4 separate regions of the Mus musculus genome follow, and regions 1, 3 and 4 are each linked to region 2. A link is a loop called in an ENCODE intact Hi-C map of the cell type or tissue named here. Cell type or tissue: gastrocnemius. All regions are shown on one strand. Region 1 has its middle 12 kb from the start of Pitrm1. Region 2 has its middle 58 kb from the start of Akr1e1. Region 3 has its middle 210 kb from the start of Gm40658. Region 4 holds the start of Gm35615 (a long non-coding RNA gene).

Region 1 (8,000 bases), 1.9 Mb after region 2:
TATTAGTTTAGAAATGAGAATGTATATAATATTGACAGTGTCTGTGTGGGTTTAGTAGAATGAGTAGTGTTTGAGTTACTCTTCAGTTGCAGTGATAAAACACCATGATTAAAACAACTCATGGAACAAAGAAGTCACGTTGACCTACAGCTTCAGAGGTATAAGAGTCTGCCACAGTGGGGAGGCATGGCAGCAAACTACAAGAGAAGGAAGCTGAGAGATCACATCTTCAACAGCACACAAGAAGCAGAAAGAAGTGGAGTGATGCTCTGTGCTCTCAAATCCCACTCACAGTGTTGTGCTTTCTCCAACAAAGCTACACCATATCCCACCGCCCAACAGCGCCACCAACTGAGGATCATGTATTCCAAAAATGAGGCCTATGGGAAACATTTCTCATTCTAACCACCATAGGTAGTCTTGTCCAAAGAAGATTGATTTTTTTACATTTATAAATAAAGAAATACAGTTAGGTAAAACTGAGACAATAGTAATAATAGAATGATAAAATTCAAATAAGTTGTTAAAGATTCCACTTTCCATTTTAGTAGGGATAAAAATTAAGAAATAAAAATTACCAAACTTCTTTCACTAGTAGGGACACTTTAAGCACCAAAATGTTAACCCCAATCAAACTAACTGTGTAATACCCAATTTTTATCTTAATCTTTATTGAAGTAATTCATTGTTACTGATTGATCAAAATTTTCCAATTCTGATTTTGTTGGAGAGTTCACAACTCTCCCAAATACCCAACATAACATTAAACTCATCCAGTTACATGTTTGAGCTGGATTACCAAGGACAAATGGGACAACCACCAGAAGGAATGTTGCCTTCCTGCCTCACCTACCTGAAGCTCAGCCTATTAAATTATTGGCATGGCCTGCTGGGTATCTTCAGCCTCCTGCAGTGAGCAGAGTAGCCAGCAGATGGAGGTATGCATACCTTGTCTGCCTTCAGTGCACTTGTTAATCAAAAAAGCTTAAACTGTATGAGCTGCCCAGTTAGAATATCTTCTCCCAAAGCAAACGGCAACTTGAAATATTTCTTCCTAAAAGATAATGATTAGAAAAGATAAAGTTAAGAAATTACAAGATTTGGAATTAGATTTATTAGAAAAATTAGAGCAATTTTGAATATCAAAGTTAACATTGAGAATCTCTGGATGCAGTATTCTAAGAGCGCAGTTACTAGAAGGAATTATGATTTCGTCATAAACTTTGGTAGGACAGAAGTGAAACCAGGATGATAAGGGAATAAATGCAAATGTTTATAAGTGAATTGAGTGTCCAACCCTCAACAAGACGTGTACACTAGCCCCTCTAAAGCATGGAGAGATAAAGGAATAAGGAGGGTGGGAAGAATGTAAGGACTGGAGGACAGGGAGAGGGCTTTGAAGTGCCATCTTCTAGGCGTGGCGTGGCCATTTCAGACATGATCTCACAGCAGTTGTGCTTGACTATGCTGGGTCTGTGTAAGAACAGACCCATCAACAGTCAGTCACCAATGGAGGCCTGCCCTAGGGGCTGGTTCCCCTCCATGCTGAACTATTGGTTAATGATAGATTCTGGAAAGAGAGAAGTTGATGAGGATGGAAGGAGAGAAGAGAGGGTACCAAGTCCAGCTTGTGAGAAACAGAATGACATGGTTTCCACCCTGGACCAGAGTCAGCAGGGCATGGACCTCCATGAGTGTTGATGGTTGCTGTGGGCATAAGATTTGCTTGTATAATAATGTACATATTTTTATGACCTTCCTTCGAGGAATGTCCTCTCTGCTAGTATCAATGACAATCAGAAACAGCATCCAGGAGGCAAGTGTGTGTCTAATGTCTCAGCCAAATGTTAGAGGTCTGTGACCTTCAGGACAGCCCTTAAAACTGTGTGAGAGAATGATGAAAACATGAGTCCAAAATATATAATTTCTCAACTATACAAAACATAAGGGTGCAATATGAGTTATATGAGGAGCTTCACAGACCTAAAAGAGCAGAGGCAGCTGCACTATGAGCTAGCTTGCCAGAAAGATACAAAGGAAAGAGATAAAAAGACTTAGGGAGTGGTGATCCCATGGCAAGATTCCACCCAGCTAAGTTTTTTTGTTTATGCTTACAAAGGCAGGCAGATTCCTGAGTTCTAAGGTCAGCTTGGGACAGAGGAAGTTTAGGTCCAGGCCCAGGCATTGAAGGAATAGTAATTCCAGGGCAGGGTCTCACCCGCCTATCTTATTGTTTGTGCTTGTACATGCTAACTCTTCTTAAGAATCTGGGGGCTGGGATAATGGGCTGTTGATTCATAGGATGATCTAAAGGGAACCTAGAGTAATTACTGATCTGATATGTAAGTAAAAGACTGTTTTTTTTTATCTGCAAAAGATGAGCTATCCAGAAGATTTTTAGAATTCAAAAAAAGCTGTCTTGAGCAGAAAGATGTCTAGAGATCTCCAGAGAAAGCTGACAAAAGAGAGAGATGAAAGGGGGGAGAGCAAGAAGGAGAGGGAGAAGGAATCTAGAAAGCTATCTCCAGCAGAACATAGGCCATCAGCTCTTAGCCCATGATTTGATTTTGAGTTGTTTGTTTCAAAGCTCCTTCTCTCATGAATCCCTCTCCAAGATGAGGCTGGTCCTTGGCAAGAGGGTCAAAGCTGGAGTAACAGAATCCATTATACATAAAGCCTAAGAACAAATTTAATATTCAAAGAACACATACGTATGTTTGGGCTAGAGCTGTAGCTCAGCTGGTAGAGTACCTACCTAACATGCAAGAATACCTGGGTTCAATCCCCAGTAATATTCAAGCTAGTGTGCTTCTTACCTATCATCCACGATCTGAGGAAGTAAAGGCAGGAGAATCATGAGGTCAAGGTCATATAGGCTACATAGGGAGTTTGAGGCCCACCAGGGGTACATGAACCCCTGTCTCCCAATAAAACAAAAATAAGTATGTTGAAGACGTTTAAAATAGAAATGCTAACAGAAGTATAATGTGAAGAAAATACATATTTGATCAAAATGTTGTTTTGACATATCTTTATACACATTTATACAGAATAATGTGGAAAGGGGCCACCCTGATGGCTCTGCAGGTCAAAGCCCTCGCCTCCAAGTCTGATAGCCTGAGTTTTAAAGCCTAGAATGTGGAATGCATATGACCCTGCAAACTATCCTGTGACCTCCTCATGCATGTGCTATAAAAAGTAAATGGAATATTGAAAAACATAAAGAAAAATGTGGAAGTATCAACATATTGGCCAGTGATTGTCTCTGGATCCTCACCAAAAACATTCTGGAAATAGGTCTCTACTGGTGTGGCCTGAAAGATTTGTTGGTTTACTTAACTAACGATTGTAACTAAGGGAATAACATGCAGCCCTGGATAAATGACAAGACTAGATAGAGAGTGTGGAGGGAGAGGGAAAAAAAACCGAGATGGTACAGAGTGAACAGTGAGGGGCCCTAATGAATGTCACCAGGCAAAGCTGAGCCATGTCCACTCCAGACTTCTCATCCAGGGCTTTCCTGCCAGAAACTTGAGCACTGTGCATTTATTTACATAATGCACAAGACCAAGTAGTGCCACACGGCAGAAGCTCATTGTTTAAAAACTCCCTTTCACTCTCCACTTATTTACAGTGACATTTGCTTTGCTTCGCTTATGGCTCTTAAAATGCCAACCCAGCTGTATGAAGTGGTTGTAAGTTTGAATCCCTGTCATGAAAGCAATTTTAGTAAAAATAAATAAGCCTTGTAAAGGATGTATTTACTCAAAAGCAGAATCTTTGCCAAGGAAACCGTGAGAAGGAAAGGATGGCCATCTAGTGGCTACAGTGTTTCCTATCAATGTGAAAACTTGAAGGATTTGGAAACAGATTGACTTAAGGGAGATTATTCTATCAGCAAGAAGAAATAAAGTGATTTAAAATTAAGCTTGGCGTGATAGCCATGTCTGGAATCCCAGCAGTCAGGAGGATTGAGTCAAGGGGATGAGTTGTGGTTATCTATGGCTACATCTTGAATTTGCTGCTAGCTTAGACTGCATGAAACTGTGTCTCCCTACCTGCTCCCCTCCTAAAAATATATGTTGATGTTGTTGTTGTTGTTTTTAAAATAAAAATCATAAAAGATGAATCTGGAAAATCCATCAAGGAAATGATTATATAAAAATCTCCTCTCACCCCCGTCATTAATGTGTTACATTAAACCTGGCTCCTGTCTGGGCTTCGTGAGAGTTTTTTTTTTTTCCCTGTGGGGGGTGTTAGTCAAATTTCTGTTGCTGTCTTTCACAAATTGAAAAAATACAAGTATTTAATTCACACTGATATAACTATTAAGTTTAATATCCAGCCATGTGACCATAGCTTAGCTATGTAATATTAATTGGAGAAGCAGAGTACCCAAAGGTCTTAATTACAGTTTCATTCCTGTGAAGAGACACTATGACCAAGGCAACTTTTATAAAGGATAACATTTAACTGGGGCTGGCTTACAGGTTCAGAGGTTTGGTCCATTATCATCATGGTGGGAAGCATGGAAGGTTCCAGGCAGACATGGTACTGGAGAAGGAGCTGAGAGTTTTACATCCTGATGCAGAGGCAGCCAGGAAGATACTCTCCTGTAGGCAGCTAGGTGCCTTCCATACTGGACGGGGCTCCAGCATTAGGAGCCCTCAGAGTCTACCTATACAGTGACACATTTCCTCCAACAAGGCCACACCCATTCTAAGAAGGCCACACTTCCTGTGGGCCAAGCATATTCAAGTCACCACAGCGAATTTTTTTTTACATATATCTCTCAAATTTAAATCACATATAATATCATTTTATAAGGTTAAAATCAACTAAAATAAGAAATATATTTTCTTTATCATGACATACACACGTTGTACTGGCTATTTTGTGTCAACTTGACACAGCTGGAGTTATCACAGAAAAAGGAGCTTCAGTTGAGGAAATGCTTCCATGAGATACAACTGTAAGGCATTTTCTCAATTAGTGATCAAGGGGGAAGGGCCCCTTGTGGGTGGGACCATCTCTGGGCTGGTAGTCTTGGTTCTATAAGAGAGCAGGCTGAGCAAGCCGGGGGAAGCAAGCCAGTAAAGAGCATCCCTCCATGGCCTCTGCATCAGCTCCTGCTTTCTGGCCTGCTTGATTTCCAGTCCTGACTTCCTTTGGTGATGAACAGCAGTATGGAAGTGTAAGCCGAATAAACCCTTTCCTCCCCAACTTGCTTCTTGGTCGTGATGTTTGTGCAGGAATAGAAACCCTGACTAAGACACAAGTAAAAGTCATAAATAAAATGGTAAACAAGAGGGTAATTCTTGCCAGGCCTGGTAGCATTCCCAGGTATTTGGGAAGTCAAGCATGATCTACTGGGCTACAAAATGGGTTCAAGGCCAGCCTAGGCAATGTAGTAAAACCCTGTACCTGTTTTTGAAATTTTATTTTTTTATTTAAAAAGGTGGCAGGTGAAGAAGTGGGGCTACTGCCCAGTGGTAGAAGTCTTACCTGATGTGTGTAAAACCATGAGGAAAGAACAAAGAGGGAAAGTCTGTGGTTTACAGAAACAAAGTTGTCATTCTCCAGTTTACAAACATAAATACATACATTACACCCCTTGTTCTCTGAAGGCCATTTCTCAGTGTGTTAACTAGATTTATGGCATAGCAAGAGAGAAAGAGAATAGAATCCTAGGGGCAAAGTGGGAACATGGTGAAGGGGTGGAATGGCACGTTAAGATTTATTTCTATGCTGGTATGCTCAGGTTTCAAAGAAATCCTTGTTGGTAAGCAGGCGTTTGTATTAGTTACTCTTCTTGCTTTGAAAGAATGCCTGAGGAAAGCAACTTAAAGAAGGAAGGATTTGTGTTGATTCCGTTTGAGGGCACTGTCAATCATGGAGAGGAACATGGTGACGGAGTAAGGCAGCTGGTCACATTTCATCTGCATCTAAGAAGCAGTGAGAGCTGTTCAGCCTACTTTCTTCTTTTTATTCACTGTAGAACCACAGCCTATGGGATGATGCCATCCATATTCAAGGCAAGCCATCTGACCTCAATCAATCCACTTTACAGCCTGCCTCCACCTCACTGATGTGCCCAGAGGTTTATCGCCATTAGGCAATTCTAGTAGGTCCTGCCAACTTCACAATATTAACCATCTATTTATTACAATAGGATCAACTCATCAAATGACATAATGTAGGAGAGAAGACAATTTTAAATGTCTTTTTATTTTCTACAAGAGTAAAGTGATGCCCGGGGAAGTTAAATGACTTTGCAAAGCTATGAAGCTCAGCTGCAGAAAAGCATGAGGCTGAGCCTGGAGCTGACCTCCTTGCCCTCATTAACTGGACTGCATGCTACTGCTACCTTCAAACTAGAATTTAAAGCATGGCCTTGTATGGCAAAGCTTTATTGATGTTCAAGTGACACTAGCAAAAATACCTGCCAAACAGGTAAGAAATAACAGTTTATTTGTGAAACAAGAAAGCAGATGGCTTGTATTTATGGGCTGGCCCTTTTTACTTTCCTCTGTTAATAGTTTTATTCAGTTATTTTGAGATGCATTAGTGCTAATCTCCCATATTTGATTTTTATATAATGTGCTATTTAACAACAATAACTTAATATGTGTAAATATTATTGAAAAGTCTCTTCAAAAACAGATAAAATAGCCTATCATCTTTAGGGTCCTCAGGAAATAAAATAATATCTTGAATATAAGGATTATATACCATGTGATTAACATTAAAGTAGGCAGTTGGTGCTCTTAACTACTGAGCCATCTCTCCAGCCCCTTATTTTGTTATTTTTTAAGTGCCAAGATTTCATTGAAGAAATGATGAGCTGACTACCTATATTTTGAAAACCCTTCAACACTTTTCATTCAGAATGAGGATTATCTAACCTCTGTGTGTCAGCAATGATTCAGGTCTGACCTGATTCAGTCTTCAGAGTAGATTGCAGTGATGAAGGGTCACAAGTGGGAAGGGGTTATTGTGAGCATGAGTGTGAGACAAAGAAGCTCAGAACACTAAAAATCACAGGAGGGAAAGCTTTTATAGAAGTCAGCTGCATTTAGCATCCAAGGCAGTTGTAAGGAGCTATAAAGAAAGACCCTGTGGCTTCTCTATTAAGGAAAGCCACTTACTCTGTATTCTGTTATACTGCTCACTTCGTTTGCTTAGCCTTTGATGTCCACCATAAATGACTGGAGTGGGCTTATGTTTTGGCTAGCTAATAACTGTTGATTGTGCAGAGCCTATGTCATCAATTCAAATCATAGGTTCCAGACAAGCCTGGGAACAAACTATAAGTAGCCCAGGTGTTTAGATTCTGCTGTTAAGTATGTCTACCCTCCCCACCCCACCCCCTACTGCTGTTAAGTATGTCTACCCTCCCCACCCGCCCCCTACTGCTGTTAAGTATGTCTACCCTCCCCACCCCGCCCCCCAAAACAGAGACTGAATGAATGGTGGCTATATTCTGGGGAGGGGCTGTGGATACAGCAGACTGTAGTTGATTTATTTGATTGTGTTTGATTTATCTTATATGTGCAATAGTTTAAAGAAATACATTTTGAAACCTTTCTGGGATGCAAAATTAGGTTTTGTTAAGTAGAATTCATTAAAGTGATAAAAATACTCTGATAAAGCAACTTAAGGAAGGAAGTGTTTATTTTAGCTCAAAGTTTGGGGTCCAGTAGATCACAGCAGGGAAGTCAAGACAGCTAGAAGCTAGAAGCACATTATGTCCACAGTCAGAAGAAAGCAATGGATGCACCACTTCTAGTGCTTAGGCCCATTCTCCATTTTATAGAGGCCAAGGCCACTGACAAGGAAAGATGCCACGCATAGGAAGTGGGTCCTCCTACCTCAATGACATAATCAAGATAATTCCTCATACTCGTGACCAAGCCCATTTCCCTAATGAGTCCAGAATCTGTCCGGTTGACAATCAATATTCACTAATCATCAGAGTACTGCTTATCTGTTCTTTCATT
Region 2 (8,000 bases):
GGGAGAAGAAGACGGGAGAAGAAGAGGGGAGAAGAAGAGGGGAGAGGGGAGAGGGGAGAGGGAGAGGGAGAGGACAACAACAAAATTGCTGGGTTTGAGTCAAGAGTGTGTCTTCCTGACACTTGTTGTTTATTGATTCCAGAGCCTAGCAAAGAGGTTTTATGCCTTCAGGAAGAAATCATAAAATAATGCTTAAGGGTGTCTAAATATCAGAGTTAATGTAAAAATGTTTTTATTGGGCAGATTTACTCATGTTTGAGAAAACATTTTAAGTTCTCCAACAGGAAATAGACATGTCTAATTTCTCAACAATAAGGAAGGGGAACCTTCAAAAATGTAATAATGTATTTTACGTGTTCTCCCCCCTCCTCCCATTTTCCTGACCAGATTTTATTTCTTCAGTTAAATAATTCTAGCCAAAATGAAATCAAACCAGTGAACAAACAAACAAACGTCTGGAAAAACAAACACTACAAAAAGAGGTAGGAGGAGTCCCTAAGAATGGATAACATCCCGCTTGGAAACAACCAATGTGCTTATATTGGTCTTCTGCACTCTTATCCTGAGCTTCAGACAGCTATAAATATTTTGAAGTTCATACAGGATCCATGACTGACTTCAGAGTAAATTCCAGGCTCCATATTTTAAAGTTATATATTAAAACATCTAGCATTCTCAAGTACTTTTTAATGCTATGGCATCCTCAATAGTCCATATTTTTCAAATGGATTGATACATAAATTTGAAACATGACTTCATTTTATTGATATATGAGTTTTAATTTATATTTCAACTAATACACAAAATATTACAGTACTCAATTTTGTGGACTAGTTAACTAACATTAGCATCATTTATTATTAGTTTATACTATTTGGAAAATGAAAGAAAAGAAATATTGTTGGTAAAGAGGCAATTTATGAAATATGTGTTTATTAAGTCAGCAGTTAGGATTATAATTTTAAAAATAATAACATTAAACAATATCAAAGTTATATGTATTATTACACAAATAATTCCCTGCTTTGATTTATTGGGAGTTTCTAAATGGCACCTTCTTTGTTGTGCATTTTTCTTAACACTCCATTAAAATAAATAGTGTCCTAGTCAAAAGGTACCCTTCAGGTCAGTTAAGAATTTTATACTGGTTTGCAGAAAGAACTGAATTACCGTTTGTAACTGGTGGTGGCCGTTTGTAACTATCTGAACTTCATATGGTTTAAAGGCCTTTGAAATAATCAAGAAATTGACAGTTTTCATAAAAAATGAGAGGGAATTATTTGGAGAATACAGTATATGTTTTATTTTTGCCTTTATTATATATATATATATATATATATATATATATATATATATATATATATGTATATATATATATATATAATGATCTGCTAATTTTGAAATAAACTTAAAAATAATGTAAAGCCTGAGGTGTATTACTCCCTCCCTCATTTTTGAAAGAAAGATGTAAACATCTAGCAAGCATAATTCTGAGTCTCTGTGGTCACATTGTCAGTCAGTGACCTTAAAGATAGAACTGAGAAAGTGGGAATGATATTTGAATGGGGAGGATTTTAAAGGGGATTTCTGTACACTATAAAGTTGACTATTATTTTTAAGTCAACATAAGAACAGATTCCAAAGGATCAGTGTGATTACATTTTGAATAAAAATATTATCGCTGATAAATTTATGTCTTTGCATGTTTGACTATAGTAAATTTGTATTTAAAATTTTATTTAGCATTTTATAATTTGTCCACACTTAGATTGGTTCTTGAAAATTCCCTTTGGTTTCATGCTATGTGAGAATAAAAAAGATTAACTGGGTTATCTGATGGGTTTCCAGTGTCTTCCTGTTCACTGACTTTTTTAATAGACATGGCTTCTATAGCCCTTAGCAGGATTTGATTGCGCCCTTATTGATATTTTGATTGTTTTCCCTGGTCAGCCTTAATATGTTAAACCTCTTGAGATCTGGGCCAAGGTGATTGTCCTGTGGATACACTCATGCTTGACTGTAAATATTTACCCCACCCATTAAATTCATATAAACTCGAAAGCAACCAAAAGAGGAACATAGTCAACCCAGCCACTCAACTAGAGCTGGAGAAATGGAAATGAGTATTTGTTAGTTTTTGGAAGCACTGGGTTATTTGGTTATTGTTGTTGACTTCAGAAACAAAATGGTATTTAGCCCCAGAAGGGAATATACATCATATTCAGGGGGTTCCTGTAGTGAATTTATTTGTGACTGATAATTATTGCTTTATTTTATATCCATGTACCAATGTACTACTGTTTCTAAGTAGAGGTAGATGGAAGGGAGTGTGGAGACAAAGGAAATGATGGGATTGGGGTTGGCAATCCAAACTGCACCACTATATTCATACTAATGAAGTATTTCATAGAAGCTAAAAGGGATTTGCATTTTCTGAAGCATAGCCTTGCCATCCTTGTAAAGACATCACCAATGGTCCAGGTCTCAGAGGGAGTTTCAACTCCCAAGGCTCCCATTCTCATGAAGATCCTTAACTGTTTTCACAAAGCTCTGTCATGGACCTGTTAGCCATTCTTCATGGGATGTATTAAATAAGGATTCATTTAAAAAAAAAATTTGCTTACAGTCATGACCACAGTGTATATCAGCAGTTTAGCTGTTTAGTTTCATGATTGTTTCCAAACACTGCATATGGTTATGTAACATTTGTAGAATTGTCCTCTGTGTCCTAATTCAAGGACAGATTTTTGATTCCAGAATTTATCGATATCTTTACTCTTCTCAAGTCACTTTCAGCTGACCGTGGAACATGTTCTGAGGTAGCAATTCTGCAAACTTGATGAAGTGGACCTTCCCCAAAACTTGCTGTTTATTTTCAGTGATTGGTAATGGGAGAATAAGGGTATGTTTTTTCAATATTAGAATTATTTAAAGTCACCAAAACTATGTGCCCCTTTTATTTACCCTAAAAGAGACACATTTCTTCTCCCTTTCCATAGACACAAAACACCATTCCCTGTGTATCCTGACAGTTCAAAGAGATGCACAATGTCAAATAAAGAACTATGCTTTTTAATTATCTCTTTGATGTTATACCAAAAAAATGCATTCTTTTTTTTTTTTTTTTATGGAAAGGAATTTCCTTTGTTCTTTGTTCATTAATGTACTTGTATTCATCACAACTTTGACTCAAATCATCCCTTTCAGAAAAGCACTTGCGTTGCTTCCTGCTCCTTGGCAGGATGGAATCATGCATATGTATGACACATCACAAAGTGTCATTTTGGGAAAGACTCTGTTAGCATGCCTATGGGAAAAAGTATGGTTAGATGATTGTAGCCAGGGAAGCCGCTTCATTTTGCAGCTTTTAGCTTCCTGGAGTGAGACTTGAGTTGGGGGTGGGAGGTTCCATTTTAAATACTAGTTGTCAGCGTCCAAATGATCCATTTTTTTATACCAAAAAATCCAAAGTGGTATGCGTTTAAAAAAGAAAAATTCTGTACCTCATTAAAACACGTGAAAAGACGAATAATGCATGTGATGTAAAGCTCACAACTTCACATTATTTTTTAAAGAATCATAGTTATTGGCATTTATGCTCACCTTACATGAGGTTCAGAAAGCATTTTTGAAAGCCTTGCCAGAGAGAGAGAGAGAGCAGGGGTAAAAATGAAACACGCTGTTAAAAATGTGAACGAGATTAGCTTCTCAATTGGATGGCTTTAGAACTGCCAGCAGATGGCGCAACAGCCCATTTTAAATTTACCTCTGACAGAAAATGTCAATCATTCCCTCTCATTGCCTATGAGTTCTTAATGGTCCTAAAATAAGAAATTATTGAAAATTAATCTTTAAAAATATAACCACGAAACATTTAATAATCGTGCTAAAGTAATTATACCACTGTTAACATAATATCTGATTCCCCCCACCCCCCCATCTTAAGGTCTTCCTGGTACAAGTCTTGCTTTAATGGCTATGAAATCTGAGATTTGTGACCTTGAACTACCTACAGTGGAGGTGCTTAGAGAGCACCTTACTTAAATACATCCATGATGGATAGAATTAGCCATATTGTTAGTTGAGTTCTCTACCAGCCACGTAATAAAAATTTGGGAGGTATGTGATCATTAATGAAAATATATGTCTATCTATGTTTATTTAGTGCATTGGTCACATTTTCTGAGACATAAGTCATTTGAGGAATGGCATTTTCAGTGAGAACATAGCTTCCTTCCGTTTGTGTTGTGTGACCTGAGAAAGACATTTTGCCAAATGTTTCCTGTCCACCCTCTAGCTATTTCTGTAGTAAAGAGAAAGAGCTGTTGTTCACACATTTAATTCAGACTGTGAAGATGTTTCCTGTAGAGTCAACCGATTTCACAGTAAAAGAAATGATTAGGAAGATATAACTTTGACAATGTTGCTAAAGGGTAATGGACGTATACTATTCACAGTGTAAGCATTCATATTGAAAATCATGCTTATATTATAGAAAGAAAGGCATAATGGGAGGTTGAGGTCAGAAGGAACATACATTCTATCAATAGTAATCACCACAGCTGATAAATTAACATGACAGAAAGTTGATGATAGCCATGGACTTCAGATAATTACCTCATCCATGAAGGTGCGGCCAGCCTCTGGAGAATAGTTAGCATATGAAATTACTAACAAGTAAGTACAATTAGTATGTTAAAATTAATTTATTTCTCATTTTTTCATGATGATAATGCCAACTATTATAAAAGTTCTCTGCCAGATTGTAAATGATAATTTCTGTTGAAAATGATTAATTAAACACCCTTCTTACGAAAGTGATGCTTTTGTTTCCTTTCTGCTGCTGTGATAAAACAATGATCAAAAGCAGTATAGAAAAGAAAAGGGTTTAATTCGTCTCGTACTTTAAAATACATCACCGAAGTAATTCCAGGCAGAAACTGAAGTCAGAACTTGAAGTAGAAATCATGGAAGAATGTTGTTTGCGGGTTTACTCACAGGCTCATGCACAGATTTTTTACACATATCAGGACCACCAGCCTAGGGAATTATGCTGCTCACAGTATTCTGGGTCCCCAATATCAATTGACCATTAAGACAAGTCCTCTAGAAAATTCCTGCATACTTTCAGCTTATCAAAGGCATTCCTCATTTAAGGCCTCTTTTCTCAAATGACTCTGAAGTTGACTATTAAAGTAACCAGGATAGGTGAGAAAAAAGAATTTCTAGAAAATCAAAATTGTTGAAGAAAAATTCTTATCTACTTTTTTTCTCTTTCTTTCCTCTTTTTTTTGGTTGTTGTTTGTTTTAATCCACAGAAAATATATGTTTTGTTGCTTTTATTTCTGTTTTTTTTTCTTTTAAAGACATATCTTATTTTTCCCAGAGTGGCCTCATAATCACTAGGCATCAGGGAGAGGGGATGGTCACATTGAACCCTTTATTCTTTATGTCCTAAACACTGAAGATCCAGTACTTAACCCAAACCACACAATGGCTAATGGTTTTTGTCATCCAGTAAAATTGGAGTGGCATTTTAACATTAAACAGAGTTGCTACGTGTCATAATGAGGAATACATTTAAAAAAAAAAACACACACACACACACAACAAAGCTACATTCCTTTCATGTCCACAGAGCACTCTTACAGCTGTGACCTGGTACTCAGCCTGCATCTGTCACCTCTCAACAATAAAGTGTCCTGTACAATACCTGCAAACTTCATGGCAGTTGGCATGGCACCATTGGTGGAGAAAAGCTTCACAAGGACACCCCTAGATGAGGGCAGTTGATGGCTGCAAAGGAGAGAAAATCAGCTTTCTTCAATAATAATGCCTCAATCCTCAGTTGTCAACCCTAATGTGTGTACGGACAAGAAACAGTGGTTGGACTCAGTAGGTTATGCTGTGTGTGTGTGTGTGTGTGTGTGTGTGTGTGTGTGTGTGTGTGAGTGTGAGAGAGACAGAGAGACACAGAGACACAGAGACACAGAGCGACACAGAGAGACACAGAGACAGAGAGACAGAGAAAGAGAATTATGGGAGAAGAGATCATGAATTTGAGAGGTGATGTTTTTGAGGGATGACATAGAAGTAACTATAGGGTTAGAAATGATACTCAAATATGGCATTCTCAAATTTATATACTACACTAGAAAGTCTTGATTATGAAAATGAATTATTGTATGAAATGTATAAATATTATACTATTGTTTCCCCCGAAAATGTTTTGAAATAAAATTGCCAATATCAGAGCAATCATTTAACTAAATTTCAGTTCGCAAAAGCAGTTCATTGGGTTCTATATTTTTAATTATTTATTTATTTTTTCTTTTCTTTTATTGGATATTTTCTTTATTTACATTTCAAATGTTATCCCCTTTCCTGGTTTCCCCTCCAGAAACTCCCTATCTTACCTCTCTCCCCCTGCTTGTATGAGGGTGTTCCCCTACCTACCTACCCACCCACTTCTGGCTCCCTGCCTGGCATTCCCTTACACTGGGGCATTGAGCCTTCACAGCACCAAGGGCCCCTACATTCTTTAGAAGCAAGATCAAATGAGTAACTGCGAATATTAAGTATCATGTTTGTGGTTGATTAAAATAACCAATTATCATCATCATCATCATCATTATTTGTTGTTGTTGTTATGCCCCAGAATGTTCTAAAACGGCTATGCAACTTTTAGACTATGTTCTTTTGATCAGATAGACTGTTAACGTAGAACTGAATGTCTAGGCCCTAGTTAACTCATCAAAGTGAATGACCAAATCAGATGTTTTTTTCAGAGCCTCTGGGCTTGAACATCTGGTGACTTTATCATGTTATCACAAAGAAAGGGAGCATTAAAACATCTCAGATTTTATTTTCAGCCCCTGAGAGAATAACTGTAAAAATATGTGATTGCTTTATAGGAAAATATGAAAAAAACATGAAAAAAATTAACATTGAAAATGGTCTGCTGGAAATCACTTAATCCATGCCTATTTTGTTAGAAAATACTTAGGACTGAAATGTTAGCAAAGTTTATCTTCTCGGGAAAAATCATGACTGTTTAAACAAGAGGATTAATGTTCTAATAATTTGCAGTCTTAACTATATTTAATCAATTTTGCATATCATGTTCTCTTAGGGATAATGTTTAGATAACATGTTTTTAATGAACAAAAACTTCAGCCTGTGAGAAATTATTGACTTTCATATTTGAAATCAGTAAAATATTTTATTGATTATATTGTTTCTCTCCATGCAGAATAACTAGCATTTTTATGTCCATATATTACAACCCATAAAATCCTGCAAAATGTAGTATATCAGCCATGTTTGGTCTCAATTTTCATTCAAAACAGAAACTACTCCTGAGCGACATAAGAGTAATATGCATGTTCCTGTAGTAGGGACTCTAGCACCCAATCATTCAAGTCCATTTCAAAAATCTACACCAAGCTAGTCCCAATGTGCACCAAAATTAAGATATGAAAACTTGATTTTTTTGAAAATTAAAAAGTAATACATCATGAATGTATTAAGTTATTCTGAACAAGGCTTGAGGCAGTTGCCAACAAGAAAACACATTAAAGACTTCTGCAGCCTGTGTCTGACATTAGGCATTAGTAATCTTTGAGAATAAGTAACTTGTCATGAGTTCAGGCCAATAGCCATGCCTAACTGAGTTATGGAAAAATTCCTTATTTTGCCTACACTTTTAATTTTATCATTATGGATGAAATGAATGAATTTGCAAAGCCAAGGTAATTACTAATTATGGAAACTAGAAACAGAAGTAAAATGAAACTGATGCTCCTTGAAGATCAGTGATACACAGCTCTGTTCTTCTGCAGTACATTGGCAACAAACTTACTCTGTAGGCCCCCAGGAAGATATTGAGAAAATGATAAATGAAAATAAGGCTTAAAAAACCATAAAAATGGGATAGACAGTTATAGCAGTGAACTTATAAGTAAATGAAATAAAACCAGAGTGTGAGGATTAACAGCTCT
Region 3 (8,000 bases), 260 kb after region 2:
CTATACTCAACAAAACTGGAGAACCTGGATGAAATGGAGAAGTTTCTAGACAGATACCAGGTACCAAAGCTGAATCAAGATCAGGTTAATGATCTAAACAGCCCGATATCCCCTAAAGAAATAGAAGCAGTCATTAATAGTCTCCCAACCAAAAAAAGACCAGGACCATATGGGTTTAGTGCAGAGTTCTATCAGACCTTCAAAGAAGATCTAATCCCAGTTCTTCACAAACTATTCCACAAACTGGAAACAGAAGGTACTCTACCCAACTCATACTATTAAGCCACAATTACTCTGATACCTAAACCACAAAATGTCCCCACAAAGATAGAGAACTTCAGACCAATTTCCCTTATGAATATTGATTCAAAAATCCTCAATAAAGTTCTTGCTAACCGAATCCAAGAACACATCAAACCAATCATCCATCCTGACCAAGTAGGTTTCATCCCAGGGATGCAGGGATGGTTCAATATCTGGAAATCCATCAACATAATCCAGTATATAAACAAACTCAAAGACAAAAACCACATGATTATCTCGTTAGATGCAGAGAAAGCATTTGACAAAATCCAACACCCATTCATGATAAAAGTCTTGGAAAGATCAGGAATTCAAGGCCCATACCTAAACATGATAAAAGCAATCTACAGCAAACCAGTAGCCAACATCAAAATAAATGGTGAGAAGCTTGAAGCAATCCTACTAAAATCAGGGACTAGACAAGGCTGTCCACTCTCTCCCTACCTATTCAACATTGTACTTGAAGTCCTAGCCAGAGCAATTCGACAACAAAAGGAGATCAAGGGGATACAAATTGGAAAGGAAGAAGTCAAATTATCACTTTTTGCAGATGATATGATAGTATATATAAGTGACCCTAAAAATTCCAAGAGAGAACTCCTAAGCCTGATAAACAGCTTCAGTGAAGTAGCTGGATATAAAATTAACTCAAACAAGTCAATGGCCTTTCTCTACACAAAGGATAAACAGGGTGAGAAAGAAATTAGGGAAACAACACCCTTCTCAATAGCCACAAATAATATAAAATACCTAGGCGGGACTCTAACTAAGGAAGTGAAAGATCTGTATGACAAGAACTTCAAGTCTTTGAAGAAAGAAATTAAAGAAGATCTCAGAAGATGGGAAGATCTCCCATGCTCATGGATCGGCAGGATCAATATAGTAAAAAATGGCTATCTTGCCAGAAGCAATCTACAGATTCAATGCAATCTCCATCAAAATTCCAACTCAATTCTTCAACGAATTAGAAAGGGACATCGGCGGATTCATCTGGAATAACAAAAAACCTAGGATAGCAAAAACTCTTCTCAAGGATAAAAGAACATCTGGTGGAATCACCATGCCCGACCTAAAGATGTACTACAGAGCAATTGTGATAAAAACTGCATGGTACTGGTATAGCAACAGACAAGTAGACCAATGGAACAGAATTGAAGACCCAGAGATGAACCCACACACCTATGGTCACTTGATCTTTGACAAGGGAGCTAAAACCATCCAGTGGAAAAAAGACAGCATTTTCAACAAATGGTGCTGGCACGACTGGCTGTTATCATGTAGAAGATTTCGAATTGATCCAGTACTATCTCTTTGTACTAAGGTCAAATCTAAGTGGATTAAGGATCTCCACATAAAACCAGAGACACTGAAACTTATAGAGGAGAAAGTAGGGAAAAACCTCGAAGATATGGGTACAGGGGAAAAATTCCTGAATAGAACAGCAATGGCTTGTGCTGTAAGATCGAGAATCGATAAATGGGACCTCATAAAATTGCAAAGCTTCTGCAAGGCAAAAGACACCGTCAATAAGACAAAAAGACCACCAACAGATTGGGAAAGGATCTTTACCTATCCCAAAATGGACAGGAGACTAATATCCAATATATATAAAGAACTTAAGAAGGTAGACTCCATAAAATCAAATAACCCCATTAAAAAATGGGGCTCAGAACTGAACAAAGATTTCTCACCCAAGGAATACCGAATGGCAGAGAAGCACCTGAAAAAATGTTCAACATCCTTAATCATCAGGGAAATGCAAATCAAAACAACCCTGAGATGGTTCCTCCTAATGGAGGAACTAGAGAAAGCACCCAAGGAACTAAAGGGAACTTCAACCCTATAGGTGGAACAACAATATGAACTAAGCAGTACCCTTGTCACTAGCTGCATATGTATCAAAAGATGGCCTAGTCGGCCATCACTGCAAAGAGAGGCCCATTGGACTTGCCAACTTTATATGCCCCAGTACAGGGGAACGCCAGGGCCAAAAAGGGGGAGTGGGTGGGTAGGGGAGTGGGGGTGGGTGGGTATGGGCGACTTTTGGTATAGCATTGGAAATGTAAATGAGCTAAATACCTAATAAAAAATGGAAAAAAATTGTTCCAAAATCTAGTACCTTTCCCACTATATAATTTCTATTTTAAAAATTCAAAACAAAGTCTACAGAATTTCATTGTTTGAAGACTGCAAAAGCTTGTATTTTATATTTTTATTAAAGAGCAATAATTGTTGTCTTTTTGTTTCAACAATTTCAGAATATTTGAATTGGATATCCCCTTTGTACCTGCCTCTAATTAAATACAAAAGATCCAAATGGTTGTCTGTGATGCTCAGTGTGACTTGTGTTATTAAATGTGGTCAGATACCCCACACTACACTCCTGTAACATATATGCTGAGAATAGGAAGCTGGTGTTCTTCATTATAATGAACTTCTGTGAGCAAATCTCACTGCCCACGTAGTACTAATGTGTCTTTTGACAAAGAAATTCTTTTATTGAGAATAATTACCCATCAAACATAGTATGAATGTAAGTTCATGCAGATTTATATAGTTTTATTATTACTTTATTAGTCATTTACTAGATTCATACATGTTAACTACAGTAGAAGACTGGATAAATTTCCATAGCTAATATCGGGACACCTAGATCTATCATGTATACAAATGCTGGCTTTGTTCATATATTTTGTTTTTAATTTTATATATTCATTTATTTTTCTTGTAATGTATGTTTATTTGCCGCCCTGTTCACACACACACACAACACTCACACACCACAGCACATGTAGGTCAGAAGGCCATGTATTGGAGAATATCTATCTTTCTGCATCCAGGCCTCTTAAATATAAACCAGGAATAGAACTCAAGTTCCCTGGCTTGTTAGCAAGGAATTTTACCCACTGACCCATCTTGCTAGCCCACACACACATTATCTCCCTTTCTAGATGCTTTACTTTTATATAATTAAATAGCATTGACGAGTCCTATCTATGACCATGATTAGAAGATTAGAATGAACAAGTTGCTGGGAGGGGTGGGTCTTTAAACTAAGCCCATGCATTGTTCTTGTTTGCATGGCCTGAGAGGATATCACAAAGCTCTGTTGAAGGCCCAAAAGATCAATGATGAGACTTTAAGTAGTGTCCAGAAGGGGTTCCATCTGTAATAGACAAGGCAAACCACATCTATAGCTCCATTGCAGTGACATTGATCAGTGAAAACACCCCCAGTGTGATTCATCTTACATTGTCTACTATTTTGAAATTAGATCAACATGCCTGTGTCTTAACTAAGGTACTACATCCTCAACAGGCTTTGGTTTCTTTAAAAATTTACCACCATTCTCAAGCATAGCATGGATTTTCTATAGGAGAGTGGAAAGAAATGCCTTGGAAAGGAGATCTGGTCTAATATAATATGGGAGGGTAAAGGAGCTCCTCTTACCCAAAAATATACATCCTGATTTGTACACATCAGTTAGAAGTTCTTTAAAATCCTCAACATGGAGCTCGTTGTGCAAATGTGTCAATTTAGTGACAGACTGCCCCAATCTTTCTTTGAAGGATGTGCTTTGAATTTCTGAATAAACTTCACTTAAACTGTGTCTCTAAACTGAATCTCCTTCCTTTAAGAAGATATGACCTAAGAGAACACTGGTATCCAGACATGACAAATGGTGTCTTTGACGTATGTGAGCCACATAGAAGCAGGAACCATCAGAAGAGTTTAAAGAGGCATCAGATCCTCTGGACCTAGAGCTACAAACCAATCTACTTCTTTGCAAGAGAGGTCAGTGGTCTTATCCACTGAGTCCCTATCACTGTAGAAATTCTGAAGTAAAGATCATCCATTTTACTACAAGAGAGAGTAGGGTTATTTAATTTTACCAATCTTCATTGTTTATGTGTATACTCAGAGTAAAATTTGTATTAATGGGGCTGACTAATTTATGTCAGATGTTCTCAAGATTTTAGACAAGAAAGACTAGGCAGGGGACTAGCAAACATATAAGTAGATGCTCACAGTCAGCTATTGGATGGAGCACAGCGCCCCCAATGGAGGAGCTAGAGAAAGTATCCAAGGAGCTAAAGGGAACTGCAACCCTATAGGTGGAACAACATTATGAACTAACCAGTACCCCGGAGCTCTTGACTCTAGCTGCATATGTATCAAAAGATGGCCTAGTCGGACATCACTGGAAAGAGGGGCCCATTGGACACACAAACTTTATATGCCCCAGTACAGGGGAATGCCAGGGCCAAAAAATGGGAATGGGTGGGTAGGGAAGTGGGGGCGGGGGGGCGTATGGGGGACTTTTGGGATAGCATTCTAAATATAATTGAGGAAAATACGTAATAATAAAAAATATTTTTAAAAAAGACTTACTATTTCTTTTCCAGCTTTAAAAAATAAGTTTAGTCCAGTTCATGTGATTATTTCAGTGTTGTTAAAATATCAGATTAAATGCAATGCTTTGAAAGGTAGGGAGTAACTTCTTTTAAGGAAGGAGTTAAGTATGTGGGAAAGAAATAAAATACTCAGCCAGTTATAAATTCTACTAAAAACACACAAAGCCTGGAGGATCACCGTTAAAGAGTAATTTTATTGCTTTGCTTAAATCATTTTGCTTTTTCCTCAAGTTTTTCTTGTATTTTCTTTTTTTTAATTCACTGAATTGTTGAAAATAACTTGAGACCTGTAAGCCTAGGGTGATAATTTCAAAACTGTTTGAAGGGGAAGTCTAAATCACTCATTTCTTTTCTGTTCATTATTGGTCTTCCAAAAACAAAGTCAATGAGCCAGGGCATTTGGGGATCCTATACTACAGTTTCTTTTGGAGATAAACAAACTTGGGTCCAGAGAGGAGACACAAAAGACCTAAAATAAAACAGACATACATTAGTAAAACAAAAGGGACACATGGGCCCCCAAATGTTCCACACTGCTATATAACAGACAAGTCCTCAGCATTCCTGAGATTCAATATTAACTCATTTGGTTTTGTTTTAATTGCTGTTGTTGCTTTGATTTATTTCTTACATCGGATCTCACTATTCCCCCCCTCCCCCCAATTGAGAAGGATGCCTTCTGATGCCCCTGTTTCTTGAGTGATGGCACCAGAACTGGCCTATAACTTAGTCTTAGGATGATTTTTAATATATAATTTTAAAATTTGTGTATATGAGTGGCCACCATATGTGTCCAGGTACCAGCAAATGCCAGAGAGAGTGTTAGGTCACTGGAAGCTGTATTTACACATTATTAACTTGATAATACAGTTTGAAAAATTACAGACCTGGGCTATTAATCAAAAATAATATATTCTTGATCTATGTTCTATACATCTTTATTTACCTTCTTTGTTTACCAATAATTCAAATAAGATCCTTATTATATCATTTTCTAACTTGTACTGTTGAAGATACCTTGGAAGAATTTTGGTGGTGAATACATTTTTGGAAAAGTGCCCACCCCACCCCACTCCCCCAAAAAAAAGAAAAAAAGAAAAAGGAAAGCTACTTGACATGAATGCCGAGAACCAATGTCAAATCTGCTGTGCTAACAGCATGTTCTCTTAACCACTGAGCCATATCTCCAGACACTCTTAGGTTTCTGGAGTTTGGAAATGAGCAAGTCTACAATGTTTTCTTGTCTGTATGAATAAAATTAAAAAATAAAAATTTCCCACAATTAAGGATTCTTACTGTTCTACATTTAAAAATTTTAGTGTGTGTGTGTGTGTGTGCATGTGTGTGTGTGTGTGTGTATGTGTGTGTGTGTGTGTGTGTGTGTGTGTGTGTGCGCGCGCGCGTGCGCGTGCACAAGAACTCAGGTGAATGTAGACAGGCATTGGCCAGTGTGGAGATCAGAGAGCATCTGTTGGCTGGTTCCTTCTATATGTGGTTCCTGGGGATTGAACTCAGTTCAAGTCTGAGCATAGCTACCAATGCCTTTTACGTACTGAGCTAGCTTGATGGACCTAAAACCTAGTTAAAAGAGAGGAATGTGTGCTTGGGATACTCAGGATTTCTAGATGTGGTCTTTTATCCTTTCCTAACCACAATTTCCCATATGCTTTGGAATTTGATAGGAACCCCAAACAAGAACTCACATACATCCCCACAGACAGAGTTGTGAAGACATTTGTATGTCACAAGTACTTTCCATTGCTGGAACATGAGGCAATTATGTTCATAACTTCATAAACCTGCTAGTCTCTTCCATGATTGGGCCACAAGTGCTGTTTCTTTATATCACTTCTTATTACTAGAGAATTTGCGGTCATCTGTGCTCTAGAAGAAGCGCTTGTATCTGCTCACGCCCAAGTACGATTTCCATAGCGTCCAGATAAATGTGCTCCAAGGCATCTGGTGACTTTTACTCTTTTATATACTATCAAAAATCTCAAAATGAAAACTACATAAAAAAGATCACAACTCATGAAAATTATAACATTCAAAATGGTTTAGTTGAAGAATAACTAAAATGTCAACAAGTTAGAAAGATAGCAAAGCATCGAATAGACATGTTTTTATTTAAGATTTTTGGTGATGTGAAATCATTTCAAGATTGGGAAGATAACTCAGGCAGCAAAATGCTTGCTTTGGAAACAAGAAGACCAGAGTCTCATCTCCAGAATCCAGGATAAAACAATGCCACATCTGTTGACCCCTGCTAGTAATCCTAGCACTAGGGAGGCAGGGAGATGGATCTCTTGAGCTTCTTTCTGCCAGCCTGGCCTGTCTAGTGAGTTCCAGAAATGAAAAATCATTTCACAAATAGAAAAAGGTTAAGTGGTGTCTGAGGAAGGACACTTGACTTTTACCCTTTACAAACATGCACACACACACACACACACACACACACACACACACACACACACACTTAACATTCTCTGTCTCCCACACAAGTGCTGTGTGTATTTACATACATTTGTGAATAAGTTCATTCACAAATACATATGCATATGTACTTTCCGACATACATGCACTCACATGCAGATGATCACACATACAGCATAGAAACTCATACAATTAATTAAGATCTGTGTACTCAGAGATAAATAAGTTCATTTATACTAACAAGTACAGCTATTTTGTCTCTAAATAAAATGCTAATGTGATGCAAATGGTATTTGTCTATCTTAAATAAATGTATCTCTCTTGACTATAAAGTAGTAGAACTAGATCTAATTATAAGAGTTTAGCATACATTCATTTTTAGCCAACATCTAAATTATATAAATATTAAAATCTAGAAAGACAACAGAACATATTATTAGGTCAGTATCTTACTATAAACATTTCAAATTAATTATTAACCTTCTATAATCAACTAATTTATTTTGATATACTGAAATATAAAAAATATAGCCACATGAATTATTTTAATTATGTCAATTTTATTTGAATGCTGCATGCATTCCATCTCATTTTAATTAGAGCTATTTATATTGGTATTATTATAAACACAACACATATCACTTTTTATTTAAAATGGCAGTCACGAAGGAGAAGGAACTAATCAGAGATCAAGAAGTCAAATAAAAATTGCATGGCTTAACAGAATGCTTTGCAGAGCAGGAGGAAGTAAGTCATTAGGAAGCTCCATTTCTGTTTGCCTGGTTTTTGACTTATACTCTCGTGATTTGCTTGTAACAGTGCTTCATAATTTGCTTTACAAACAGTGCT
Region 4 (8,000 bases), 1.6 Mb after region 2:
GAATCTTCCCCTCGTGAATTTGTATGGGGAAATCCCTTAGGAAATGACATTTTCTACAACCAACTCCTTGCTCTGTCTGGATCCAACAAGTTACTGTGCCCAGTAATTAAGTAAGCACAACAGGCAGATTCCGACTTCGAGTGTCTGCCTTTTATGGTTACAGATGTGCTCTGCATAGCCTGCTCAGCAGTTCCTGGGGTCATAAATGTTTAATTTTTAATCTCTTTTTTATCGGTTTTGTGTAATGCAGACTGCTAGTATACCAAAAGAAATTTTATTAGCGCAGTTTATGTGCATGAAGTTTGCAATAATAAGAGCTTTAGTGAAATAAAATAAGGTGTGTTCCCTTAAGAAAATGATTTTACTTTAACTCAAAACCCTGATGTTATATCCTTGTTATGGAACATGAGTTATATGGACTGCATTTCCAGTATTGTGTTCAATGACAATCTATTTGAGGTCCTAATGTCATCCTAGGGCATTGTGTGACTTACCTTGCAAATGTATTGTTTCAAGTACACTGAATGCCATCATCTGTCTGTACTAAGAATGCCCTTTGAAATGACTGAGGGACTTGAAACAGTCATCATTTTAGCACATTTATCTTCCACAGCACAAGCAGCTGCCCCATCGCCCAGGGGACCTTGTGACACAGACAATATGTGCACATGAAAAGTGAATTGTTTGTAAAATACCACAAGAAAGAGCTGAGAAACACAGCCTAGACATCACATGTTTACATGTCTACTCGTTACTAGACACCTGGATTTTCATTGTCCTGACACCATCATAACCATTGCAATATTGCCTCGGTGTAAGGCTTTGAAGTGAAATTTTCGGATATGTATTTTCCTCTTACATATAATGGATCATAAGATCTGAAAAGCTGAAATTCAAACCCCACATCTCCCATTTAGTATGGCATACCCTAAAGTTTTTATCTGCCTCACCATCTACTGATGGAGTGAATTAACTATAACATTTTAGTTACTTGTTGATATACTGGTTATTAGGGTGTATCTGAAACGCTGTAGACCCACACTGAGAATGTTAGATTTCCTGGTACATTTTACTTCCAGGCTTCTTTTTTTGATCATCTGGAAAGTTGAAGTTATAGTTGCCTTCGGTTATTGTGAGATCAAATCCTTATAACTTATATAGTCATACCTGCACCTGTGATTGCCAAACCCTTGGTAACGCAATGACCCACAGCAGATGTAGCAGATGCACATCTTCAATAAACTCTTATTGTGGCTTCATGAAAAAAAAATAATAAAGAAAGCAAACTTACTGAGGGAATAAAGATCCAACAAATTTGCTTCAAAACACTCTTAACAATGGAGTTTAAGAGCATAAACTGTGTGGTCAAGATCAAACGTTTTGCCTCCTCCAAAGGATGAATAAGAAATTGGCTATGAAGTTGTAAATCTGTGCTCTCAGTTATATTTTCCATTTAGTGTGGAACCCCTCTGACCAGCCTGGACCATGATCCATTATTGGGTCTTCCTATAAATTGTAGATTCAGCTTTACTTTAATAAACTGGGTAACCTCAGAATGGAAATGTCCCCCATCTGCTCAGGTATTTGAACAACTGTTCCCCAGTTGGTGACACTATTTTGGGGAGGCTTAGGAACTTGTCCTTGTTAAAGCAAACATGACACTGGATCAGACTTTAAGATTTTGTAGCCTCCCATGACGACCAATTCCTTCTCTCTGCATCCTGCTTGAGATTGAAGAAGAGAGCTCTCAGTTTCTTGACATGCCTGCCACCCAATGCTATGCCACCATACTGTAATATGGACTCATGTACTGTTAGACCTTTAAGTACAAATGAACTTGTTCTTCTGCAAGATGCACTGGTCATGGCATTTCATCACAGCAACAAAAAAAAAAAAAATTCACCAGTACATTTACTTAGCATTAATAATATCTTCTTTTCTCTACATTTCTCCAAAGTAAAGCATCATGCTGTGAATATGTGGTTAATGTAGATCTGCTCTGTCCTCCTTTTCATGATTAACTTAAATGAATACTGGGATTCTTAAATCAGTGAGACCCTCTCAGTTCATCTGTGTCCTGTGAGTTGTTAAATGGTGATTGGTTTGGTATAGACTCATTACAGGTCTGAGCCTTTTGATATGCCCAGTGCTTCATAGTTGTTCTAGTTTCTTGCTTGTTTCTGTGGTAAAATATTTAAGAAAAGCAGCTCAGGAGAAAAGGGGTGTGCCTGGCTCACAATTATACCTTAAAGTTCCTATAAGGAGATATGGCAGGAAAGTTACAGCAGTGGGGACTTGAGAGACCTTCCTGAATGCACACGCAAGAAAAACGAATTAACATGCACATACTTAGGGATTACCAAGCTTCTTTCTCAGCTGTCATACAGCCCAGGTCCTAGTCACAACTAATGACTTGCCACATCAATTAACTTTGTCATGACAATCCCAGACAAGCAGACTCGATATGACACATTTCCCTGTTGATTCTTTGGTTGAGTTGCCAATTAACACTAACTTTTACAGTGTTAAACACAAGACAAAACAAAACAAAAAACAAAAAAGTACCACCACCAACAACAACAACAAAAACCACCATGGTACTTTCTGTTGGTATTCAGGTAGAATGTTAGGCTACCTATGCTTCCCTTGAACTCTGACCTTCCTGCCTCTATCTCTAAGGATTAGATTTTCCCCTACTTCTGGCTTTGGTATTTATCATATTGCAATGAACCATCTTGGAAAAAATTTAAAATCTCTGACAAATCTGGAAGATAAGACTCAGATTTGCAAGATCTCCAGTTGATCCAGTAAAACCAAGCAGCAATGTAGAACCCTCAAGTGGGTATGAGGAGGTAAAAAAAAGCGAAAGTTTCGTTAAAAGAAGAGGAAGGGGGAGGATCAGAAGAAGATGACAACCCACAGGACTTGGAGAAAACAAGTGCAAATGAAAACCATTACTTCTCCAGCTATATCATAAACAGCAGACATCTGAGGGTACCTCATATTTGCTTAAATCCTGAATCATAATTTGTATGAGTAATGGGCAGGGGAATGGGTACTGTTGTCTACACAGTCACAGAGAAAGACTGTTTATGGCTTTGATCTTCTGAAATGCTGACCCTCTTTACATAGATTGAACTGAAAGACAAACAAACACAGACTGGCACATAGTTCAGTCTGTGGAAAAAAAAAATTACTTTGATCCCTGTGAAATAAAGCTGTCTACTGAGAAATTTGGTACATAATTCCCCATTATTACCAATGAAAGTTAAATGCTTATTTCTTTTCCTCTAATTGATAATGTTCCATAGGTAAGCTTCTGTCTCAGTTAGCTGTTCATCTGTGACCACATACTCTAAGAAAGCTAATTGAAATGAGAAAGATTTATTTGGGATCACAATTTCAGGGGATAGGATCCATGGTTTCTAAAATCCATTATTTCTAAGATTGTGATAAGGAAGAACCTAATGAGGAGAGAGTATGGTGGAGCACAAGTGATCACCTCTTCATGTGGTGGCCCAGAAATCAATGGGAATGAGAAGGCCTCTAGGTCAATGGGTACCCTTGCAGGACAAGCCCCTGGTAACCTACTTTCTCAGTTAACACTACGTCCCTCTACTGCCATGAAATCATGACTTCATGATAAGATTGATGCACTCATAAAATAGAGCCCTCTTGATCCCCTTCCAAGAGCTCCATTCTGAATACTGTTTATCTCTGAACACTACTGCATCATGGACCAAGGCATTATGAGTTTTGAGGGGAACAGTTTAGATCTAAACCATTAAAACTTTCAAAAAGCTTCATTCATCTGAAATAGCATCTACATCTAGAGAGAATAGAACCTATGGAGTTGGTTCCTTTTTTCCTCCTGATGTGGTTATTTTGAACAATGGCAATCATCTATTATAATGGATAATTTACCAACATAAGTTTTGCATGCCATGTCCATTATTTTGAAAATGCCTGAGATACTAAATTGGAATGCAAAGATGCCAATCCTATCTTAAAATAAACTTACAGGGACAGGAGATGTCTCAGCATATCCTGCTCTTTCAGAAGACTCAAGTTTGGTGCCCAGTGCCCACCAACAGTGGTGTTCAACTTTTTGTAACTCCAGCTCCAGGGTATCTGCTGCCCTCTTCTGGACTCCATGAGAATCGAAACTTACATATGCAAGTACACACTCACATGATAAACACTAAAATTTAGGTGAATTTTGAAAAAACTCACAAATCTGTAACGAATAGAAGTGCATATTTCTCTGTGATGAGAAAACCCAATGTTCACTGTGTTCAAATTTTGTAATAATTTTTCAACGTGAAACTTTTTGAAAGTAATTTGAAATAGTAAAGAAAAGAGACTAATTTAATTGGTCATCATAATAATTCATATTTTTCAAGCTATAAAGAAAAGCAATATTATGATCATGGAAGAACCCTTTATATTAAATTCTTCATTTTTCCCTATGAGCTAAGAAAAAATACAGCGTGCTTATGTCTTCTCAGTAGAGCAATGGGCAAGAAAAGGAAATACCAAAACATTGGAAACCCTAACATATATAGGAATCAAGAGTTCAGGGGAGAGCTCTGATTGAAGTGTACACTTGGAACAGCTTTATAAAAAACAATAGAAATAGAACCCTTGACTTTTCTAAGATAGGTTTCCATCAAAACTGTCTGGCTATGGCCCTGTGAACATCCCCAGTCTAGCTAGATCCATTTCAGCTCATCAAAGTTGCCACTGGAAGGTCAAAGTGTGTGCTTTGTTCAAAAAGTGTATGCTTATGTTCTTCAAGTAGCTCTTGCCCTTGGCAGCCTTTGGAATACTTTGTAGTTGGAAAGATAAAAGGGAAATTCTCAATTTGGTACCCAGTGCTTGGGTACAAGAGATATCCTTCACCCTAACTCTTTCACCTCTCATTTTTTTCTTTTCTTTGCTCCACTTTTCTCGCTTTCTTAAACAGATGACTACTCTATGAGCAATATATATCATGATGAGTATTTATTTAGCAATATGATACTATCTGGAGTCTTTCTATATTTAGTCCTCTGCAAATGCCTCAGATATATCTTGGCTGATGCCCTTTATCCTTGAAATTATACAGGGCCTGTGTAAAATGCATACATAACTTAGTGCTTCAGCTTCAGTATTCATACATATATCTTAGTTTTATCCTAGCTTAGATACAATGTCCATGATACTTCGACAACTGCTAATAATTCTGCTGCCTTCTCCACAGAACTGAGATCTGAAACGGTGACAGAATGAGCTGACTTATAAGTGAATTGACTGAGGAGACTAGGAAGCGACCCCAGCAAGTTTAACTCCATAGGTTAGAACATTGATAAGTGATGGAGGCCCATGTCACTCAAAGAAGAAAGTGGTTGGCTTAGAACTCAGAAGATTTTATTTGTTTATTGTTAAAATTTTAAGAATCAATAGAAGCAGCAGAATATCAACAGAAATGCTTTTTGGTAAAATCAGTAAATATTTTCTCATAAATGAGAGAATAATTGACCCAAACAGAATTATATCTTTTATAGATTGGAAAGATGATGGACATGACATTAATAGCCAATAAATTATAAGGAAGTAAATGGAAAAAGCTATAAATTCCTCACCCATGACTAGCATAAGATTCAGACTAAAAATGAATTAGAGAGTTTATTTCTAGGTCCTTTACACTATTCTGGTTTTTTACACCATTTTCTAAAAATAATATTGCTTTCTACTATGATTTGAGGACTAGTGTTATTATACCTACACCACTACAAATTGTGTTAAGGATTATTTTGACTATTTATGGTATTTCACATACATACATACATTTTAGAATTACGTTTTCTACTTTTGTGATGAATATTTTTAGTATTTTGTCAGCAATTATATTGAATTTGTAGAACACTTTTGATAATGTGGCTATTTTCACAATATTAGTTCTGCCAGTTTGACTAAGAGAAATCTTTCCATCTTAATGTGCTCTTACATTTACTTTACAAATGTTTTAGTGAGATTTTTGCGTTTATGAAGATCATGGAAATTGGCTTATAGTTTTCTTTTTTTGTAAGTATCCAGCACAGAAAATCTGGCCTTTTAGAATGTGTTTCTTTCTTTCTTTTCTATCTTATAGAATATGTTGAAAGCATTAATATTGGTGTTTCCTTAAAGATTTAATATAATTCAACAATGACAAGTTGACCTGAATTTATTTATGACTGGGAGACATTTACATCTCATTGTGGGTTACAGGCCTTTTCAGGCTGTTTATAACTACTGCATTTAATTTTGGTAAGTCATATATGACTGTGGGGCAATGGGCTATGCACAGATGGCCTGGTCTCCAGTCAAGCTGAGGTCTTGAATCCCAAGGTACCCAATGGGTGGTTAATTTTTACCTACATGGGACAGAAGGCGTTCCTTCATGTCTCCTGGACCCCTGGCTCCTGTCGAAGTTGCTGCCCCTACAGCCCCAACAAGAGAAGCATGTGGCTACTAGTCACATAGACAATGTCCCCAGCTTCTGGCCTTCTGGCTGAATCCTCCACACAGTTACCTAGCAACAGCAAGATAACACAGCCCACTATAAGAGGGGCTGCTTGGCTCCACCTCTCTCTCTTAAGCTTTTACTTTTCTTACTCTCTCATTAAGCTTTTACCTCTCTCTCTCTCTAAGCCTTCATCTTTCTTACTCTCTAGCTCTCTTTCTCTCTTTCCCTTCCCCTTTCCCTCCTCTTGGCCATGGCTGCTCTCTCTCTCTCTCTCTCTCTCTCTCTCTCTCTCTCTCTCTCTCTCTCTCTCTCTCTCTCTCTTTCCCCCTGCCTTTCTACAATAAAGCTCTAAAACCATAGACTGCCTCTGTTCATCAAGGCCGTGCTTGGACGACGAGATAGGCTCTCTTCTAATGAGCCTCTTCTAACCTCCTGATGGAAGGCCTGCCTGTGCTCCAGCCATGGACCAGACTAAAGACTCTTGCCTGCATGGGAGCCACCCAGTGCTCCCTCTTTCCCCCTGACCTCTCTTCTTGTATCTCAGGTGCCTAGTGCTGCCCTGGGGCCCCTATTCTGTTCTCAGCTCCTCTGCCATATCCAGCGTGGGATTCCAGAGACTGAGAACCTGATACGGGGGCTGCCCTTGTCCACACCCCCCACCCCCGCCATGTGGGGTCAGTGGCTTTACACAGCCCACCTGGGGCCGCATGGAAAGTGTCTGGCAGTCCACTCGCGTCTGCCTGCCAAAAGCACAGGAACTCTGGCTGGGTGTGGGTTCTCTCTCTCCCCACTCTTCCCCTACACCCACGCCCCACATATGACTATGAATTTACCCTTTTCTTTTTTACATATTTATTTTATTTTAGATATATGTGTTTTTCCTGTATGTATGTATGTATGTATGTATGTATGTATGCCATAAGTGTGCCTGGTGTACATGAAGGTCAGAAGAGGGCATCAGATCCCCTATAAGTGAAGTTAATGATAGTTGTAATCCCTAAAATGGGTGCTGGAAAAGAAATCCAGTTCCCTTGAAGAGCAACAAGTGTTTTAAATGGTTGAGTCATGTCTCTAGGTCATTTCGTTCTAATGTAAGTTTTCTAAGCCATCCTTAATCGTTCTCTGGATTTCACTGGAATCTATGGTAACCTGCATTTTTGCATCTCATGTTTTAGCCGACTCAGGTCTTCTCTCTTCTTTCTTCTTTCTTCTCTCTCCCACGCACCCCTCTCTCTCATTTTGACGTTTAGCAATCTTGCATTTTCCCGAGAATTAACTTTCTGTTTGATTTTATATACTGTTTTTTTAGTCTCCATTGCATTAATGTCTCTCCTGGTCATTATTTCTTGTTATAACCTACATCAGATTTTGCCTTGGTTTTTCTTTTTCTTTTTTTTTATTAGATATTTTCTTTATTTACATTTCTTTTTTAAACTATAATCTTTATTAGATATTTTCTTTATTTACATTTCAAATGTTATCCCCTTTACTAGTTTCTGCTCCAAAAATC

What was found. A loop is a pair of places that touch in the nucleus more often than their neighbours do. Peaks named below come from ENCODE experiments on the same cell type or tissue, not always from the same donor. Only the 100,000 strongest peaks of a DNase experiment are listed, where the experiment ranks them.
Region 1: a loop joins it to region 2, with 2.6 times the contacts of the local background. A loop is called at or near these places in 15 of 42 quality-filtered maps.
Region 3: it touches region 2 in a loop (2.1-fold over the local background); 11 of 42 quality-filtered maps call a loop at or near these places.
Region 4: a loop joins it to region 2, with 5 times the contacts of the local background. A loop is called at or near these places in 11 of 42 quality-filtered maps.

The regions. Positions count from the first base shown.
Region 1 is chr13:6,531,972-6,539,971 of GRCm38, forward strand. No RefSeq gene overlaps it. Among named protein-coding and RNA genes, the nearest start is that of Pitrm1, 12 kb to the right of the region's middle. In gastrocnemius, CTCF peaks have their summits at 925 (motif pointing right) and 3,814 (motif pointing left); a DNase peak (open chromatin) is centred at 910.
Region 2 is chr13:4,663,240-4,671,239 of GRCm38, forward strand. No RefSeq gene overlaps it. Among named protein-coding and RNA genes, the nearest start is that of Akr1e1, 58 kb to the left of the region's middle. In gastrocnemius, a CTCF peak has its summit at 3,727 (motif pointing right); DNase peaks (open chromatin) are centred at 3,744 and 6,481; H3K4me3 peaks cover 223 bases; H3K27ac peaks cover 1,128 bases.
Region 3 is chr13:4,926,926-4,934,925 of GRCm38, forward strand. No RefSeq gene overlaps it. Among named protein-coding and RNA genes, the nearest start is that of Gm40658, 210 kb to the left of the region's middle. In gastrocnemius, a CTCF peak has its summit at 4,352; no DNase peak of the experiment used is centred here.
Region 4 is chr13:6,288,173-6,296,172 of GRCm38, forward strand. Gm35615 (a long non-coding RNA gene) reads right to left here and starts at 1,254. Exons shown (of 3, transcript XR_382030.2): 1 at 1,168-1,254. In gastrocnemius, a CTCF peak has its summit at 4,149 (motif pointing left); a DNase peak (open chromatin) is centred at 7,079.